2 separate regions of the Mus musculus genome follow, and region 1 is linked to region 2. A link is a contact called in ENCODE Hi-C data. All regions are on one chromosome and are shown on one strand. Each heading gives the region's core, a stretch centred on a gene start or an enhancer-like site at or near the end of the contact. The rest is flanking DNA. Distances are from core to core; before and after follow the strand shown.

Region 1 (2,758 bases), core at 171-2,670, 40 kb after region 2:
AGCTGAATCTGCTTGAGACTGGTGAAAACAGGCATGTCTTTACATTCTAAGCTCTGGGAACACCGTTCAGCAGAAACATCCCGCATTATCCTCTAACCACACAACTCACGAGCTGATCCAGGCCTCGGACAAGACAGTCTGCACAGGCAAATCATGGTCAGGGGGAAAAGTTTGAACCACACTGAAGAGAAGGGAGCGCTAAGAGGAAGTTACCGCCATCTACAGATTTCCTTACAGGGCTCCAGGGAGCCAGCCTGAGATTCCTGACTGAAAATTATGAACCAGAAAAACTGACATCAGCTATTGAGCTGCGTTAATGCTTCTAGCCGTGAAAACATGCTTTAACCATCAGCAGGGAACCATGATCGAGTCCTGCACTTCTCTAAAAAGGGGAAAGCAGCGAGGGTCCCTTCCATTTTTAGCTCACTTATAGTCTCTGGAGATGAGGCTTGGGCATCTGCTCAACACTCCATCACTTTCTCTCTACATGGCTAAACACGAAAAGATTCAAAAGCCAAGATGCACAACATTATCTGGTTTTCATTTTCGCTGTCATGAACTGCTTTCCCAAAGCACCTTGTTTTTTAAGAGTTAAATGATGCCCAGACCAAACTCAGAGAGGAGAGCCGGGGGCGTTCCGCGGACAGGGATGGGAGGCAGCTAGCGCGCCAAGGAAGCCTGAGGACTGCCTCTGCTGCGGGCAGCGGCGCCGGGAGAAAGCGCAGAGTTGGCCACGGGGCGCAGAGATGCTGAACCCACACGCCCTGCCCGTCCACCTGGAGCAAGCCCTGGCAACTTTATTTTGGGCAAAGCCTTCCAAGGAAACTTTTCCTCTGTCCACAGCTCTCGCCCTAGCCAGGCCGGCCTCGGGCAGGGCACAGGGGTGAGGAGCAGCCTGGGGCGGGACACGGTCGCCTGCGCGGTCCCCTCGGAGCCACGGGGAGGCCACTCACCAGCCCGAGCGCGAAGAAGACGGCGAGCAGGGCGAGGCAGGCGCCCATGACGATGAGCAGCAGGAAGACGATGAGAGGGTGCTGCTGGCTCATGCAGTAGTAGGACTCGTAGAGCCAGTCCCGGGACCGCTGCAGCCCCTCGCCGCCGCCCGCCGCCGCTGCTGCCGCCGCCTCGGCGCGGTCCCGCAGGTAGCGGCGCCGCCGCATCGCCTCCTGCCACATCGGGGCGGCTCGCGGGGCGCCCGCTGTGCGCGCCCTGCCCGGGCAGCGCCGCTCTGTGGTCACCTACCGCCTGCCGCCCCCGCGCTTCGCGACCCGCCGGCTGCCCGCCCGGAGCTGTGCTCAGGGGCCTCGGGCGCGGGCGGAGCTCGGAGCCCCGGGCTGGGCGCGCTGACGCGCGGGCGGGGGCCGGGGGCGGCCTCAGGGCAGCTCCCGGGCGCCGCCGCCGCCACCACCGCTCGCGAGGGCGGGAGCCACCCGGCCCCTCGGCCCGCCTCGCCCCACCCCGCGCGCAGCGCACCGGCCTCCGCGCAGGGGCGGCGCCGGCCCGCGCCCACCACCGCCCCCCGACGGCCAGGCTGGGCTCCAGAGAAAGCTTCAGACCGAGTCCTTGCCCTCCAGCCTGTCGCAGGCTGCACAGTGGGGCGCCTCCTCCTCTCGCTTTTGGACTCCAGCCAGGCAGATTGGGGCTTCAGCCTTGTTCTCCACTACAGCAGAGAACAGCCTGAGGGCTACTGTTGGGCTCCTGGAGTCTCCCACCTGACTGCCAGAGTCCCCACTGCCTCTCCATGATCTCACAAGGCAGCAGTGTAAAAGGCTGCCATGCTTTAATACCCCCCAGCCTGGAGAGGGGGTCCCATATCCCTGACCACCCCTCTTTAGTATGCCTACTTAGCAAAATGTGGCTTCTTTCTCACTTTCTCTATTGTAATTTGACTCCCAGTACAGAGCAGGAGTTAGGACCCTCCAGGACTTGTGGGAGTCCTTTTGAAAGAATGGCCCCCACGAACTCAATTACACAGTGACTGGAGACACCTGTGGTCCTCAGGCAGCGGGCCTCTCCTTTTCTCTGCCTTTGCTCTCCGCGCCTTAGAAGTACCCTATGGACCTCTGTGTTTGGCATCGCAGATCTCCCCAGAACCCTTTCAGTCAGACAGGGATGGCACAGAAGTTGGAGCAAGGAATGAGAATCATCCTCTGTGGGCAAGGTTGGCTTGGGAATCACTCATCCCATGCCGCTTGACACTCTCGGGGACCAAATGCACGAAGCATGACAGACCTAGCTAGATCCTCGTGGACAGGCTGGGCAGGCATTTCGTGGTTGTGACCTCAACCTTTGTTCTTTCTAGATGACAGGACTAACCACTGACCTTCAAAAGACTGCTTCTAGAAGGTTCCTATTTTCCTGTCCTTCCATCCAAAGAACCCACAAGCCATTTTTCTCCCCCAAATCATTTTCTAAGGAGTCCAAAACACAACACCGCCTCAAGAGCTATTCCACATTCTCTGTCAGCCCGGAACTGCCTTAGACCTTTGCATGTTCCCTGACAGCAGCCTGCCTACCTGAGTTGCAAGCCAGCCAGCATGAACAGGTAAGCTGAATAACTGTGTGACTCTCAAATGCTGGACCTAGGCCATGCACAGAGTCTCAGACCCAGGGATTTCCAGGGATTTTATTTTTGGACCCAGAGAGTGAAGACACAGCTGTGTTCTCAACCTCGATAGAGGGCAAGGATGGAGTTAATGGGAGAGTTGACTTGAAATCCAGGACATCCCAGCTTTCCTCACCCAGTCCTGGAGGAAAT
Region 2 (2,798 bases), core at 258-2,757:
TGGAGAAGACCGATTCCTTCTCTCTTAGGAGCCTTTAATTGCTTTTAGTTCTTATACTTTTGGCATGGGAGCCACAAACAGTGGGGTTATGGCCCTTCCTTGGCTGGCTCTCAGGTAAGCTGGCTCAAGAATCCTGATCTCCCTGCTATGTTATATGGTCTTCTATACTGTGAAAGCCACATTGTCTCTCCTGTTGCCCAGCTTCACTCCTCAGAGCAGATCCGGGACATCTGCTTCCTCCCAGGAGAGCTAGCCACAGAGCATCACCTATGGGCTCCGTATTTGATACATGCAGGAAGTAATAAAGGTTTTTGTGAAGGTCTATATTGTCAACTTAACTGGATGTAGAATCACGCTCTAGACAAATCCCTGGACATGTTTGTGAGTTATTTTCTAGATTAGGTTAATGGATATGGGGAAACCCATCCTTAGCTGCTGCACTGAATAAAAAGTAGAATAAAAAACTGAGCCAAATGCAAGCATCCATCTCTCTCTCTCTCTCTCTCTCTCTCTCTCTCTCTCTCTCTCTCTCTCTCTCTCTCTCTCTCTCTCTCTCTCATGCCTCATTGCAAAAGTGATGTGATGAGCCTGTCACAGACCTGCCTCCACAGCTTCCATGCTGGGACAAACGAGAAGCCAAATTCAGTGCCTCCCTTCTTCGGGTCACTTTTGTTTATATTTATCACAAGTACCAAGTAAGTAATACGACTACTAATCCTTACAGCTGGAAACTGACTTGTGAAGATTCATGAAATGAAATCATTCAAACCTGTCAGGCCATCAAGTCACCAATAGGCTCACGGTTTTCAGCTCTTGCAGTTATGACAGAGTCCATGCTGCCATTCCCCTACCACACCCTGTCTCCTTACACCACCCCACTGTACCTCCCCTTGTGTGTAGAGGCATCTGTATACCTCTCCTCTGATATGCCCAGCTCTGGGGAAAAAATCTTCTATTTTCTCAAAGCCACCTGCCATCACCCAACAGTGAAGAACCGCTGCTTGCTGCATGTCACAGAACATGCTTCTCCCTGTTATCCAGGGTGTGACCTCCAACAGGGCAGGCAGTTTCTCAACTCTGGTCGCAGGAGCAACCTCCACATTGTCACTTGAACTGAGTGGAAGCAGCAGTGAATATACATCCTTACTGTGAAATGTGATAGTTTAAACTTTAGCTATGCCTTACTAAGATTATGTTAAAAGGTTCCCAACACATCCAGCACAAGGCCTTCATAATTACTGTGCTGAGTACCTTTTCATTCTGAATCCGCCAGTGGTCCTCTTGGATGAATTGGATTTGACACATTGGGGGAAAAAAAGTTGCTGGACTGCGTGAACTTCAACATGACTGCTTCGCTGCCATCAAGATAACCTTGGCAAGATGAGACTAGGAAAGCTGTATGTCTGGACTCTGTGCTCATCACAGACTCACCCTAGTCAGGCTTGGCATGCTGGTGTTCCATTGCTTAAGTCTCTGTTACAAGGCTGCCTGCAGAAGTCCATGAGTACTGGAATGGAATGTCACCTGATCTGCCACCTGCCATCAGTCTCTTGCCAAATGCACCAGCTGCATTCGGAAAAGGAAGAGGTCACCTAAGATACCAGGGACTGCTCAACAGGAACGTGCCCATTTAAATACTTCTGGTAGTTCTGGGATTCTTTACTCTATCATGAAGACTATTCCTCTACAGTTATCTTTGGTTCCCATTTCAATGATGGGCTTGACTTCTAGGAGTCAGAAACACAGCTCAGAAGCAGCAAAGCTAAAGCACATGTCGTTTCACTTCATTGGCTACACAAATAGAAAGGGCAGTGGCAGAGACAGAGAGTGAGACCTGTCATCACAACCCATCTTCCATGAATTACTCTGTTCGTGAGGTTCCTGACTTCTCTTCCTAGGGACACACACAATCAATTCTTGTCATTTGTAGTACATGCATCCATATCGTGCTCACAAATACTATCTTAAAGACTACTAAACCATTCAATATGGGTTTAGGTTCCTCTACAGCCCCAGACTCAGGATTTTTTCAACCTATCTGTCCATAAACTTATTTTGTGAATGTTATTTTTAAAATCCTTCCTTAGCATGTGTTGCTGACTGATTAACCTTGAAGTCTCAGTAGCTCAATGTGGCTAAAGCTTCTCTAATACATGCATTTTCTCCCCAGGGGACACACAGCCTTGAGCTTAGAACACGGGACATCCAAAGAACACGTGCACCAATATGAAGCCTGCCGGTGTCAAGCTGTAACACTGGACAGAACGCAAAAACACACTTGACCCTTTCATGAGAGCTGAATGTCGCCTTTTCCAGGCTCATAGGAATGGGAATCTCAGGTGACTGGCAACTTGTAACACCCTGACCTACCTGTGAAAGAACACCAAGAATTCATATTTAGAGTTATCAAATGTTTCAGGCCAGAAAAATTTGCAAATATGGAATCTACAGTTATTATATTTGCATTCTACTCAAAACTGAGGTAAAGCTGTTGCCATTTCAAATGGCTTGTGAAGTGTAACCGTGGCCTCTTTCCTCAGAAGTGCACTGCTTCTGCTGCAGGGACAACAAAGGGCTCCTCACTCTGGGGAGTTTGTTCACGTCTAGTGGTTACAAGCGCCCATGTCTGCTGTCAAGTTATACTGAACCCCATGAGCGAGGCCTGAGCCTGATCTGACCCTGTGACTGACACTCAAAATAGAGTTTGGCTTGGATGAGAATGAAACCTTAGCTGTTCTGTTGGTCGTGTGTTCACTCCTGAGGCCGTGATTTTTAATTAATTTTTTTTTCTCTCATTA

The links. Hi-C counts contacts between places; a loop is a spot of excess contacts on that map.
Region 1: a loop to region 2 is called in a map of gastrocnemius, with 8 times the contacts of the local background. The contact joins the promoter of Adcy2 here to the enhancer-like site in region 2. A Hi-C loop is called at or near these places in 2 of 37 maps with a recorded cell type or tissue (both gastrocnemius).

The regions. Positions count from the first base shown.
Region 1 is chr13:68,998,121-69,000,878 of GRCm38, forward strand. It overlaps Adcy2 (adenylate cyclase 2), which reads right to left and starts at 1,421. Exons shown (of 25, transcript NM_153534.2): 1 at 954-1,421. The coding sequence starts at 1,175. Gm35161 (a long non-coding RNA gene) reads left to right here and starts at 1,425. Exons shown (of 5, transcript XR_873632.3): 1 at 1,425-2,545.
Region 2 is chr13:68,958,082-68,960,879 of GRCm38, forward strand. The region is part of intron 2 of Adcy2 (adenylate cyclase 2); the gene reads right to left. Among named protein-coding and RNA genes, the nearest start is that of Adcy2, 40 kb to the right of the region's middle. Within about 2 kb of position 1,508, at least 1 of the 3 ENCODE cell types and tissues checked has a DNase peak (open chromatin) inside an H3K27ac peak, as active enhancers do; it is gastrocnemius, where a contact is called at or near this core.